3 separate regions of the Mus musculus genome follow, and all the other regions are linked to region 2. A link is a loop called in an ENCODE intact Hi-C map of the cell type or tissue named here. Cell type or tissue: left cerebral cortex. All regions are shown on one strand.

Evidence for each region. Peaks named below come from ENCODE experiments on the same cell type or tissue, not always from the same donor. Only the 100,000 strongest peaks of a DNase experiment are listed, where the experiment ranks them.
Region 1: it touches region 2 in a loop (2.3-fold over the local background); 2 of 42 quality-filtered maps call a loop at or near these places.
Region 3: it touches region 2 in a loop (25-fold over the local background); 2 of 42 quality-filtered maps call a loop at or near these places.

Annotation. Positions count from the first base shown.
Region 1 is chr2:51,827,745-51,832,744 of GRCm38, reverse strand. No RefSeq gene overlaps it. Among named protein-coding and RNA genes, the nearest start is that of Gm13490, 98 kb to the right of the region's middle. In left cerebral cortex, a CTCF peak has its summit at 2,261 (motif pointing right); a DNase peak (open chromatin) is centred at 2,254.
Region 2 is chr2:51,459,622-51,464,621 of GRCm38, reverse strand. No RefSeq gene overlaps it. Among named protein-coding and RNA genes, the nearest start is that of Gm32434, 24 kb to the right of the region's middle. In left cerebral cortex, a CTCF peak has its summit at 2,679; DNase peaks (open chromatin) are centred at 2,390 and 3,462; H3K27ac peaks cover 1,368 bases.
Region 3 is chr2:51,709,736-51,714,735 of GRCm38, reverse strand. All of the region lies in intron 1 of Gm13490 (predicted gene 13490), which reads left to right. Among named protein-coding and RNA genes, the nearest start is that of Gm13490, 20 kb to the left of the region's middle. In left cerebral cortex, no CTCF peak of the experiment used is centred here; a DNase peak (open chromatin) is centred at 1,935.

The DNA.
Region 1 (5,000 bases), 370 kb before region 2:
TACCACATAGTCTCTGGGTCTATTGTTCTCACAGAACCCCATACGTCCTCGCAGTTGACTGGCACAGCACCTGGGCCTTGATGGGAACTCACTATGCTTGGAATCATCTGCTCAGAAAACTCAGAGCTGACATGTAGACTTTCCTGACAATTCATGGAGGGTGAAGGGTCGAGGGAGGTATTTATATCACACACACACACACACACACACACACACACACACACACACACACACACACACCCCAGAGAACAAGTCCACCGTCATTTATTAAGAAAATCTTTGAGTCTTGGCTGCCCTCAATTTCTGGGAACAGTTTCCTCTGGTACCACTCAGCACTCAGCTTCTTTGCTTCTTATCACTGTAGCAATAGAATTCCACTTTCCTGTGCTAGTCGCCTATCTCCTCCAACTTGTTAACTTGCATTAGTAAACCCAAGAAGGCATTGGTTGATCAAAACTCACCCTTTACTTGGTTTATCCTGTTAGAAAACACTTATTGATCATACTCTTTTTTTCCCCTCCACTATACAATCCAAAGCCGGGTGGGTTGTGACAGAGTCCATTCTCATAGCTCTAGAGAATGTTAAATGTAACGGTGACTCTGGGGAATGTTAAATGCAACTGTGAAGATTTTCTTGTTTCACCCCTACTCCCTTCCTCCCCCCCAAAGAAAAAAATGGATGTTTCCTTCACCTTCATAAATCTCCAAGCCATCTATTTTCCTTCTTTGTAGACAATGGAGTTCCTTGGGTTGGATGGGGAAGGGCTCCAGGCAGGCAAAACCTTTTTTTTTTTTTTCTCTTTTGTCAGCACCCAAAAGAATGAGTTTGGTCTCCTTCATTTCCAAGTGGGTGATAAGAGAAACATTGTACTTCAAATTTAATAAAGATGGGAAATTTTCTTCAGGGAAATTCATCTTTCAAATGTCAATGGACAACTTGAAATTTATGTTAGACTCCTCTAGAAATAAGAACTGCTGGCGATTAGAGAAGCTTGGGAGTGATTTCTGCATGCATCCAAAATAAGGAAGTTTTTACTTTACTTGACAAGGAAATTAAAGGCAGTGAATAGATTATTCAGTGGACTGCTGATGTGGCCCAACGTCCTCCTGGCAGGTGCACTGTGCTCAAATATACATGATAATGCTTCAAATGTAAATAAGGTTAATGAATTTTAATATTCCTCGGGATCTTGTATGCACGCTCCCATTTGCATAGTGACTTATTTCGCAAGTCCCTTTGTAAATATTGCAATGAAATAAACATAAGAGAAGAACACAAAGAAGTGCATACAATTAACTCAGCAGACAGCCCTCCATGAAGGCCGATTGGATCATATCACAGGATCACAGGCATCAGGGGTGGAAGAGTCCCCTAAGCAGGCCAGCTGATCCTTCTTTATAGCGGGAATTATTTTTTTTAGGGGCTTTCAAAAAATTAGCTTGGATCAAATCAATGTGCTTCAGGTGACAGGGTTTGCCTTCAGAAAGACATTTGCAGAGTCTCTATTTGAAGAACTGTGGTCTGCAAGATGCGGTGTAAGGGATGAAGAAGGGAGGCCTCTACCAAACCCTCTGGGCATACACGTACACTATGAATGGGGTAGCTCCTGACTGGGCATCCTCACCAGGCCTTGAACTTATTCTAGAAAGCATCATAGCACAAATACTGTCTAGAATGTGTGTGTGTGTGTGTGTGTGTGTGTGTGTGTGTGTGTGTGGTGTGTGTGTGTGTTGAGGTGTTCTTTTGGACTTGTTCACTTGGAATCTTTAGCGTCCCCCATGTGTCATGTGTCAGTGGCTAGGTAGAGAGAGAACATTAAAACCATGTGGTACAGTTGATTTCAGTGGAATGTATACACTAAGGTTTTCATTTTTATGTATTTTTTTTAACTATGTGCCTCTATAACATTGGCTTGTAGGCAAGTTGCTGGGGGGGGGCATTTCCTTGATTTGTGATTGATGTCCACTGTGGATGATGTCATGCCTGGGCTGGCGGTCCTGGGTTCTTTAAAGCTGAGCAAGCCATGGAGGGCAAGCCATTAAGCGGCTTTCCCCTATGGCTTCTGTTTCCATCTCTGTCCTCTTTTCTCTTCATAAAGAACCATAATCTGTAAGATGCTTTTCCTCCCTGAGTCATGATGATATTGCGTTTGTTATGGCATTTATCACAGCAATAGAGAGCAAACTAGGACAGCGAATAAGAGGGAAGACCACACAGTTTCTAAATATTGCCTTGAAAGCAAGTCTGTTCGGTCAGCAGAGGGAGCTCCAATCAGGAAACACGAAGGAGGAAAAGAAATGAAGCCTGTACTTCAGAGGAGGCAGGGTTCCAGCAGGGGTCAGGAGTTCAGTTCGAGTTTTCTGAAGGAAAAACAAAATGAAAGCATTAGAAAGGAAAGAGATCAGAAAATTGCTGCAAGAGTAATAATAATAAATTTAAAATGGGAGGGAATTAGGTGGCATGATTAGCAGCTGTCACTACCTCGATCAGAAAAGCTGGTTAATTGCCCATGTAATACAGGTGCATAATTTCCTACCCATACACTTCACGGGGGACTCACAAATGAATTACATGCCACTTCCATTAGGTTGCTGACGATGTAAGTCCAAGCAATACCTTTGACTTAGAAGGAACTACAGTGATTAAAAACTAGCTTCATAAATGCATACAGAAGTGCTCTCTCTCTCTCTCTCTCTCTCTCTCTCTGTGTGTGTGTGTGTGTGTGTGTGTGTGTGTGTGTGTATGTGTTTCCAAGGCCTTGGATTGAAGGTAGGGGTTATGATTTGCTTCTTTGTTACAGAGATTTGAGAAGAAGGCCTGAGAGTTAAACTGCTTTGTCCTCAATTGATGGGCGTCACAACACAAACACCATGAAATTCATCATTCGATTTATTGCCTTATGCAGCTAAGTACCCCACATAAGTTCAAGAGTTTCTGCAAGCACCACACTCCTACTTGCCCAGTTTTCTTTCCCTCATTAACTCTGGCCTCTGACACTTGGTGGTAGCCAATGGTCCCCACAGAAATTCTGACGTTGTGGGACAGAGTCCAAGTGGAAAAAAGAAACTTGTGGGGATTTGCTGATCTCCTGTTCTTTTTTTGCTTATCAATCTTTAATGCCTGATGGATGTCAAATGCAAACAACATCAGTGACTACAAAACATGTTCTCTCTCTCTTTTAAGGCTAAGCATACTTGGCTATTCCTTTAAAATATTCTAGTCCTGAAAACTGGGATGTACCTTCTATCATACTTCAAGCATTCAGAAGCACCCCTCATTGTGGTGCTTGAAGGAAGTGGACCCTCTTTCCCCGTATATGATTTTTTTTAAAGTTGAAATTTGTTTTCTTCATATAATGTATTTTGATCATTTCCCCTCCCCTAACCCTTCCCAGATACCTACCCAACTTTATGTTCTTTCTCTCTATTTCAACAAACAAAAAATAAAAATTTAGAAGCAAAAATATAAACAAAACAAAAAACAAAAATCATACACAACCCTTCCCACAAAATCACATATCAAAAACAAAGACCAATAAGAAAAAAATAAAGGCCAAAACAAGCCCTAATGAAAGAGAGTCCACAAAAAAATACAACTTTTTTTTTTCTGTGATGGCCAACTATTCTTGGGCATGGGGACTGCCCTGGAGAATGGTTAATATACTTAAGATACTCCTTTAGAGAAAATCTATTTTCCCTTTGCCAGCAGATTTTTAGTTAGGGTGGGACACTATGTCCACTTCTAAGTCTCAGAACTGGTTCTGTCTTGAACACGTATGTGCAGGTCTGTGGATGCTCCCACAGCCTCTGTGGTTTCATGTGTACATCAGTCCTCTTGCGTCAGGAGAATGCTTCCTTGCAGTCATCCATCCCCTAGGGCTCTTATAATATTTCTGCCTCCTCTCCCACATAGATCCATGAGCCTTGAGGAGAGGAGTTTGATGAAGACATTCTGCCTAGTACGGAGTACTTCAAGGTCTCTCATTCTCTGCATAGCATCAAGTTGTGAGATGCTGTTTTGTTTCCCATGCACTTCAAGAGAAAGCTTCTCTGATGAAGGTTGAGGAAAGCACTGACATGTGGGAATACTACTATGTCTTTAGCAGTCATTTTATTGCTATGCTCTTTTAGCAGAATGAGAATGTAGGTTTCCCTTTAGGCTCTGCTGTAAGGTTATTGTCTACTTTAGCAGCATCCGGTATGCGTTCCATCTCATAGAGTGGGCCTTAAATCCATTAGGTCAGTGGCTGGTTACACCTAAACCATTTGTCCTACTATTATACCAGTCCACCTGTCAGGCAGGGAGCTGCTGAAGGTCACAGGGTTTGTAGTCAGGTGATATTGATGATTAAAGTTCCCTTCTAGTAGTTACAGAATACCTTCTAGCACCATCAATGCTAGTCAGTAGGGATAATGCTTCTACTTAGGCACTAGCTTGACTTCTCTATGTCTGGGACATGAAAGTGTTTTCTTAAGCAATAGGGCCTTACCATTAGGCTGTGGGGAGCAACTAAGAGTTGTAGTAGTAGCCTGTGATGTTTGGTGGTGGTGTTGTTGTTGTGTATAAGACCCCTTTGGACAATGACTCAACAAGATGTAATCATCCCTGGCCCTGGGGCTTTTACTTTGAGGCATAAGATGTCCAATTGGTATCTGAGGGCACCTGCACACATGTTGTGCATAAACAGACACAGATACACATGTGTACACATTAAAAAAAAAAGAAAGAAATTTAAGTTCTAACTCCCTAACCCCAAAAATTTTAACGCTAGTCAGAAGGCTCAGTGAATGGGATACTTGTTGCAAAAGCATGCAGATCTGAGTCCACATCCTGCCTTCAATGAGAGACCTGGACAAAAAAATAAAAACAAAATCAAAACAAGCAGAAAGGTGAAGAGTGATTGAGGAAGACTCTCTGCATAGCCCTCTAGCTGTGCATGCCCACACACCCTGCAGGCCTCTTCCTCAAAGGTATTTTTCTTGCTCATCGCTCACATATT
Region 2 (5,000 bases):
AGCAGGGTAAGACAGGGTGATTAAAAACAAAGTAATGTGCTTCACATTTGATGGGCAGTGGGCCAAGCCCATTTGGGTGGTTAGGGTGGACAAAGCAGCCCTCTGCCTTCTCCCTGCAACGCATAACAGGTTCTCTGTCAGTTTGGGTTCTGCAAAGTCAGTTCTCACTGGTTCCAATTTTCTGTCCTCCAAAATAGCTCAAATTAAACAAAGCAAAAACAGAACAATCCCGTTCTGAGAAGAGATGAACTTTAGCTCTAACACCCGATGCCAGGGCCAATCTAATTACACTGTGCAGGCTTCGATGGCACTTTCCCTCTCTAATTTAAAGTTAAATTATTATGGGAAGACATATCAACTTATATTAAAATGTTTCACAGCCGTGGAAGCACACGGCTTCTCAATTTACTCTTACATGGTCACACTTCCTATGTAACACAGAAGGAGGGGGTCTTTTCCTTTTTACATGGTATAATGACCAATGGTGACTCAGAAGGTCCCGAGCACATGAATCACAGTCCTTCCAGCAGTGATGCTCACTGGATTAAGTACAGCATTTGACTGGTGTACACAAGTGTGGATTGTAGTAAGAGGAAAAAATCACTTCAACCTCTTTTCGCTGATACGTCTTTTAAAATCACTTCAACCTCTTTTCGCTGATACGACTTTTAAAGGAAAACAATATCAACAACAACAAAACCTCTTTTCCTTCACCAGTTTAGTACTTCCTGATGGTGATTACACAGGTAGTAAGATACATAAATCCCCCCCCCCAAAGTCTATCGTTATCCTGCTCTTTGGAGCTCCAGTTCATTCTCAAATAGACCCTCGGATAAAGGAGAAGCAAAGGTGTCTTAAAACCCATTCCCTAAAGTTTAGATGTGAGAAACCTGGAAATGCCAGAAGGAATGATTATCTTGAAAGGGCTTAATTCCTCTGTGCTTCTGATGAATGAGTTATATTGTGAGCAAATTCTCTTGGAATGTAGTCATTTATGTTACCAGCTGCTCCCAAACACTGCAGAGATGAAAACCCCAGGCTCCAACCATTGGTGTGATCATAAAGACGTCAGGCAAGTCACAAGCATTGGTTGAGCTCTAGGCATGTGGTAGGTGTTAAGGAAATGGTGTTGAGTGTCTCATGACTGTAGGTGACACTAGTCTTCACTGAAAGAATATGTAATGATCAACATTCTAATATAGCAGTTACACCATGACATGGTGTTTACCTAGGAGTAGTTGACAGGTGGTTAATCCTTCTGTGTTGACTGGGACACAGGACTTTTGGGTTACACACAGGGCTTGAGTGAACTGAATACAGTTGCCAGAGAACACCCTCCTGTCTTCCTGTAGCTTCTGTGTTGTTCTGACTAGAGCAGTGTGGCAGAACCCTCATTCACAAGGACATTCTTTTCTGGCTCCCAGTCTAGCTCACGATTTAGTTTGTACAACCATCCTGACCTGTGAAGGGGGTAGTGATATGGTTCTGTGGCCTTGTGAGCCCTATCTGTTTTCTTGATTCCCAAGGGTCTATGGCTTTCCTATTGTGTGCAGCAATGAAGGTCTAGGAGTCTAGTCATTTCTCTGCAAAGCCAACTTGACCAAGCTATGAAGTTTTCCTTTCACATTAACCCTAAACCAAACAACCATTCCTAAGAATCCGAGTTGCGAGGCTTGCTGAAGTTTATCTCAGGCATCTGTTATCTTGTTGAGTTATCTACAGACACAACAGAAGACAAGGACATCCCTAAGGAGATTGTTGGAAGATGAAATACATAAAAGATACTGTAACTAGAACTGTTTATCTGGGCACAATCAGACAAGTTTCACACCAGTTCTTTAAAGCCTTTTTCAATGGAAAAGGAAATCAGTCATCAAAAGGATTCAGAGAAAAGCTGATTTCCTACCTAAAACATAGGTTTTCGACTGCATATTGGACAAGAACTGGGTCTCTGCAGCCCAATATCCTAGAAATGAAGCCCTCTTTTGCTATGGAGCAGTCAAATGACCTTTGGGTAAATTATTTCTTTCTAAACTTGATGTTTGTCAGCACTTAAAATGATCAAACTGTAGTAGCCTCTAAAATAGCAGCATATTTATATGATTGTCTCTTAATGGGTGCAGGTTGCAGTAGTGACTATTTTGGGAACAACAAAAGAGTGAAGAAAAGAGAAGGAGGAACTCAGGATAGATTATAGAAGGATGGAAGCTTCCTTCTTGAGGATCCATTCTCTCATTTGTTTCAAATCCTTTGCCTTCTAAGGAGCAACCTGACTTGCTGGCAGCAGGCATATTAAAATTCACAAGTGGGAAGCAGGTAATTTCTCCAGGCAAGCGCCAGTGAAGGCCTGAGATGGGACCATAGCCAAATGAGTAAGCATGAAGCAGGATCTTGCACGTGCTCAGCCTCTCCCTGAGTGAAACTCCAACCTGAGAGCAGATTGTCCAAATCTTGCTAAGAGAAGACACGAGCCTAAGGCACATGGATAAACTCTGTGGCTTTAATCAACAGACTATGAGATTCTAAGTGTTTATAATTTTGAACTGCCAAATTGGAGTTATTTTATAACAAAGCATTAGGATAGGAATACAAACCAGAATACTACTAGTAACTTTGTTGGGCTGTTGTGATGTTACAGAGCCTGAGCTGAGCAGGAGCACAGCAGAGCCACTGGGGGCGACACTTACCCTTCTTTACATTGAGAGGATTTCAACGGTCCTATGTCTAATATTTTGAAATGAAAGAATTTATTCAAATCATTTAAATGAGAGTGACTTTATTTTTTTCACAACGAATTCCACCTCCTCATAAGCTGTAGCTTCAAGCTCTAGAACTTTCCTAAACCATCCCCTCTATGAGAGGAGAGACCCTGCAGTGACACAGTCCAGACTATTCTGATTTCAGAAACGGCTGTCATTGTCTACCCAACCCACAAAGCTCAACCTGTATACTCTGGCCAGGGTTTTCAGTTAGCTATCTATCAGGCTTTCTGTGTTGGAAACACAACTGTGGAAACAAGCTTCTTATTCATTTCCTAGCCCCTCTGGGTGGGTTTTTTTTTTATGGTAGCCACATCACTTACATGCTGTTGAATTCTGTCTGCAGACTTAAATTAATGCAGGTCCTAGGATCTTCACAGAGTCATCCATTTTTTTTTTCTAGACATCTCCTTCACAACAAAAGTCAAATGTTCAGAAGACTAAAAGCTCTGGCAATGGAGCATTTGAGCATGACTTCCTTCTCTAGATATAGGTCATGTTTCAAGATAGGAATGAAGTATAGACAGAAAGAATTACCCTTATCTTTCTCCATGTTTCATGCACCCGTCCTTGTAGACAGGTGGAAAAAATTCCTTTTATATAAAATGGAAAAAGAATTGGTACGACACCAGAATTTTTTAAACCTCCCCCTTACTCTTTAAAGTGCAACATCATTTTTAAAATGCTATAAAAGTCAGGCCATATGCCTAAGCTGTGATTCAGCTAGAACTGGGCCCAGCCTGAGTATTCTCCAGACATGAATGGCTCAGATGCAACACTATTAAATAGGCCAAGGCCTCTCCCAGTAAGATTTTTATGCTTAGCTGATAAAGAGTGGAAGAAAGCTATTAGTGCACTTGACCTTTCCCAAGGAGGGCTGAGAAACACAAAGGACAGATCCTGGAGATATGTGTCTGCCAAGTCCAAACATATTCAGCAGGTTAGCCGTAACTCATCATGAGAAATTCTGATCTGCTCTCAGCAGAAGCTTAAGCCCCCCATGAGCAATCGTCTTAGAATATTGGCAAGGGAAGTTACTATTTTGTTTCTGTGTGTCTTAGATAAATCAAACCCATGCTCAGAGAGCCAGAGAACAGAGGAAAAATTTCCACCAACACACCAGAGCTGCCTTTGACTCCATCTTTCTGTGCAATCTTGCATGAATTTTAAACCTTTATATTCTGACCTACAGAGTCGAAGCCAAGTAACTAAGTAAAAACAAAGCAAAATACATAGTCTTTGTACTTTTTGCACTTTTTCTCATTTCTGGAATATGTAATTTTATTAATATATACTATTTATATAAAAGAATGTAAAAGAATGGGTCTTATTATGATCTTTTTTAACGGTTTTTCAAGACAGGTTCCACTGTATAGCCCTGGCTGTTTCAGAACTCTGTAGGCCAAGCTGGCTTTGAACTCTACCTGTGTCTACTTCTTGAATGCTGGGATTAAAGGCAGGCACTACAACCATCCAGCTAATATATTTGTTTATATCATAATTTGATTTTTCACATTTTAAAAATATTGAGATCATAATTAAATTATAACATTTTTCTTTTTCCCTTTCCTGCTCTGCTACAAACTGGCAGCCTCTTCTCTCACTAGTTGTTTTTAGATATATATAAGTATAGGTATATACATATATACATACATACATACATGCATACACACATTCCTAAATATAACCCGTTCAGAGAATACAGTATTACTTGTATGTATGTTTTCAGGGCTGATCACTTGGCATTGGACAAACAATTCTTACCTTATGTTCTTCTTTTTTATTACTGTTTCTTTTGCAGAATTTTAGGCCTTTTATGGAAATAGATCAGATTATACATATCAGATTATATAGTGCTGTAGCAATGATGATATCCAGCATTCTAACCCTTTCCTTTTTTCCCTCATGTCTCTTGCTTTTGGCATGGCTTATTCACAAGGTTAAGCACACACACACACACACACACACACACACACACACACAGATTGACACAGACACAGACAGAGAGACAGACACAGAGGGAGAGATGCTAGTAACTCATAGGATTTATTTCCTTCAAAACAAAAACATCATTTAAAGGAACACATTGGCATAAACCGGGTTGGCAGCACAGAAGTCAAAGGCTTAACATGGCTCAGAGGGCTGGCTATTCACCAACAGTCAGGAGGTGAATGGAGACAGTAGCTGAGAAGGGCATGGGGGATGGGCTAGGAGCACATAACCCTGTAGGGCTGTACTCTA
Region 3 (5,000 bases), 250 kb before region 2:
CCAGCCTGCCTTGGGCCGATGAAGAGGCTCAGGGAGCCACTTCATAAGCAGTTTTCTTGGGAGAAATCAAAATCTCTTGAAGGTTAGGATAGTCAGTCACTTTCACTGCTCCATTCACTGATGAGATGAAGAAAGCTCTGAGAAAAACTGATCCAAGAAGCTCTTCTGTGATGGGAGAACACATGGCCCATAGTCAAGGCAACCTTGATGCCTAGGCCGATTTGAGACTTAGGGTTTCTCTGACTGAGTTTCTCTCTTGTAGAAAGACGACCTATCAGAGATAATTGTAAATATAAGATCAGTGGTAGACAGCAGCTCTGGCATGCTAACAAGTGGGGTTCTTCTTCCTGTTCTCTGAATCTCAGTTTCCTCATTGGTAGAACAGAGAAAGTAAGCATTACCCATTGTGGGGACCGTGAGAAAATCAGGTATGGACCTAGGGCGATGGGTAGTTATTCAATAGAGAAGTGTATTTGGACAGTGTGACTAACATGTACTTAAGGACAGCCTGAAGACGTAACGACATTTTGGCTCACAGTTTCAGAGTACTTAATACATGGCTGCCTAGTCCCATGGTCTTAGGAAGAATACCATAGCCTAAGAAGTCTGTGGCAAAGGGGCTTCTTCATCGCACTGAGGATAAGAGTCTCAAACAGGAATAGAGAAAAGGGGGCTGGGGTCCTGAATCAACTTTCAAAGCCATAACCCTAGTGACTTGCTTCCCCCAGCTAGGCCCCACCTCTCGAAGTTTTCACAGCCTTCCAAAAATAGTTCCTCCATCTGAAGACGAGTATTCAAAGCATATGCCTGTTGGGGATATTTTGTGCTAACACAGTGAGTCCTCAGAAGAAAACAAAGATTTCTACCATCCAAATCAATTGCAGCTTGCTGAGAGCATGGGTAGTTGTAAGCCCAGTCTCACATTTCGGCCCGTGAACTTTTACCTGAACCATCATTGACTAGTTAAACCTTACTATCATTGACTAGTTAAACCTTGTTGGAGTCCTGGCTTGAGGAATTGGAGAGCCAGGTGAACACGGCACATATGAGACTAGACATGCGCAGTGTTAACTCTCGGGTTCACCAGCAGAAAATCAGTGGGGCCGCAGATAGAAGTCTCGATTTACCTTTAAAGAAATGGCTTTCGATCCAACTGAGAGGCTGCTTCCAGTTAAACAAGACCGTTCCTATTGTTCTCCCGTGTTTCTTCTCGTGTCATCAGTGTTAGTTAATATAACAATTTGTCTTTGTGAGTGCTTTTCTAGGTGTCTCTTTACCCTGAAAAGCCAAATAATACCCTCCTTCTATATGACACCGGCACCAACGTCAGATAAAAGGGGTTTCATTGCAAGGCCAAGAAAGAGCTAATTTTCTAAAATTGGAACATTATCTGTCATGTGTTCTTACTCTGTAATTATGACTATTATTCTCATTGGGGAAAAAAAGAGATATTTCAGGAGGGGAAAGATTTTTGTAAGAGGCTTTTAATATAAATGGGCAATTATATGAAAATACCGACTTTCATGCTTAGACACTATGTTGTAGATACATTATATTTGATGTACATTTAGTAAATTATATGCACATGAAAACTGAAAGATATATATGAGTACTTCATCTTTTTCAAAAGGCATGAATAATCCTGTGAGATAAATTTTTGAAAAGCGAATTCACCATCTTTACGTATATAGAGATTTGATTGTTAATGTGCAGGGCCGTGTTCTTTTTTTTTTCTCAAGAATGAATCATTTTCATGTGGCAATGAGTCTGAATTTTTTTTTACAAGAATGATTCTGTTTTTTAAATAATTTGTGGGACAGAACAAAGGACGGTGGCAAAATAAAAATGGTAGCCGTGATTCATCTTTTTGTAGAAGACGGAGGCAGTGGTACAAATGGTGAAGGGTGTTTCAGTTCTACCTTAAGCCGTTCATTACGGAGGAGGTGAGAAGCAGATGAAGAGTTTGGAAATGGGAAGAAATGGAAGCATGTGGTCATTACTGAGTTTGAGAACTGCCCACGGAAGGGCTGGGAGAACAGAGTTCTTACAGCACCATTCATCGCAAACTTCACTGCTTACAAAAGAAAACCCAGACACCATAACTCCCTGATGAATTTTGGGACCTTGAAGAAAAATAATACATTAAAAGTGCATAATAAGAATCAAGAATGCCATTAACTTGTACAAGATGGAAATTTAAATAAGTTAAAAATAACCTAATGAGTATTAAAAACATATTATTAAACAATTAAATATTTATATATTTATATTAAGTAAATGTTATTAAAAATAATATATAACTGACTGATACATTTTAATAATATTTATGTTCACATGTTTAGCAGCTGTTTTTAAGTGAATCTTGTTTCTATTTTTATTTTATTTTTTCTGAGATAAGGTCTTGTGTAGCCTCAGCCTCGAACTCCTGATCATGCTGCCTCCCTCTCCTAAGTGGGGGGTGGGGGTGGTGATCCAGACATGTGTTACCACCACTCCCAGCAGTTTTGTACTTTTCATAGTTGGAATTCCTAAGTATGGCTGCATACAACTAGATGGCTGTGTTGTATTGCTACCAGATGTGTGCCCTTTAACAAGGGACTCTTGATATATCCAACTTCATATAATTCATAGAAAAATAGAGTTTATTCATATCTTTGCATGTACTGCCTTGTGGAATCACTCGCACCGGACAAGAGCTGTTTCCATAAGGATGATGGATGAATTCTATTTAGATTTTCCCATATTATGGTCAGAAGTATTCTCTAGAGACTGGCTTTTGGTTTTATGCAATTTATAACTAGTTTTGGGGTTTTAAAAATTTCTATTTCCCACATACCCTTAGTTCAAAGTGCTATTTCCTTTCCAAAGACCATAGAGAAGGTTGGTGTAGGGGCAGATAAGTAGCTTTAGGACACAAGTCTCTTAGTATTTCCTTTACTATAGACTTGTCTGAGCACCTACATGTTTTTGTCCTGTGCCAAGAGAAGTGTATATGCCTATGAAGAGCGACCTGGAATAACATAGAAAGATTTATCCTAAATTATCTTTTTGCCAAGATTAATGGTCACCATTAGCAATTCAGTTTTTTCCTCTTCACCTAACACCTTTCCTTTGTAGAATCCTCCATTTAAAATGGTACATCCTGGAGCTGGAGAGATGTCTCAGGGACTAAAAGCATTTACTGTAGTTACAGAAGACCCCAGTTCTGTTTCTAGCATTGATACTGGGGACATCATGTGCTCAGCAATACGTGTACTTATAGCTCTAGGGCATCTGCCACTCTCTTCTTGTCCATTTGGAATTCTGCATGTATATATAGAGCACAGAAACTCACTTGAATATACACCTGCATATGCACACAGTAAAACATTTAAAATTTTATCTCTTCCTTGATCTTTGTTTCCAAGAGTGTTGTCTTCTCTGCCTCCTCCTCTCTCTCTCTCTTTTTTTCTCCTCCTCCCTCATCTTTCTAAGGAAAAAAACCCATAGGGATCTAAAGGAGATTTGGACCTGGGACAGGACTCAGCAGTGGAGTTCAATAGCAGAGCAAATAGACAGATAGGTTTTCCCACTGGCTGGTGCAGTGTTTTACAGGCTCTAGAACTTTCTGGACCATGGTTGTGATGTATAGATCATCACCTTATGTTATCTGTATTTGTGTACTTTGCTATGTGGCAGTCCCATGTTCTCAATGGGTTACATAGTCATCGAAAAGAGGAAGGGAATTTCCTGTGTCTTTATTACTTTGTGATGACTGATCATTGACTTGGTGGTAGCTCACAGAAATGCTATCTGTAGTGGACTGGATATTGAATAACTCCAAATGCACTGGTGTCTTAGCCTGCTTTGCCTTCTTACAACCCACCAACCCTTCAGTATTCTTACTACTCTCATGGCCTTTTCAGGATAGCTTCAAGAGTTCAGATAACACACACACACACACACACACCATACACACACACACACACACATATATATGTATATATATATACATATATTAAGGTTTTATTTATTTTATGCATAAGGACATATGAATTCACTGTTCTTATGCACACCAAAAAAGGGTATCAAATCCCATTAAAGATGGTTGTGAGGCACCTTGTGGTAGCTGAGAATTAAACCCAGGACCTCTGGAAGAGCAATCCAGTGCTCTTAACTGCTGAACCATCTCTCTAGCCTGTAACATGTATATTTTTAAGCAAAGAATTAAACTGAAGGTTGAACAGAAAGCTTGTTGATTAACTGGATAGACATAGATCTGGTCTGGTAGGGGCAGGAACTATATCATGGAGCCCTGACCACTTTTTCCCTTGTGGCTGGTCCCTGAATAGGTCCTAGGACCCTAGAGTTCCCACCGAGTAACAGCTCCTGGTATAGAAAGATGGCTGATGGGCACAGGATCAGAAAGCCTGAATGTTTTCCTTTCTGAGTCTTTCTCTCCCTTTATTTCTTTCTCTTCGGGGTTCTATCACGTAGTCCAGCCTGACATCAAACTTCTGATCCTCTTGAGTACAGGGGTTACAAGTTTATGCCACGACACAGTGCCGAAAGCCTGTATTTCTACTGTGACTTCCATTTGTACTTGTGTCATAATAGGCAAATCGTAAATTGCCCTTTACCTTTGTTTTGGCATCTGTGAAAAGAGGATAATAATATACTGTCTCAGCCCATGCACAGCGAAACAACCGGAAGTCAGGAGGTCAGGCCTGTGAAGGCCTCCAATGTGTTCTGTCGTTTTGAATAATTATAATATAGTTCCCTTAACCTTTCTAGCAAAATTACCTTCTAGGTGATTTAAGTGAAAAATCTACAAATAATTATGTCTGAAAGGATTCTGTCCATTGCCCTATACCCATGATAGCATCCCAGGCTGCTGGTATGCCATCCTTTCCCATCTCCCTGCTCACTGACAAGGAAGCCATGAGTATGGATGTGGCCTTTCCAGCATGCAGTTCGACAAGACGCTCCAAATGCAAATCTTGTCTGGCCTGCTTTAACCC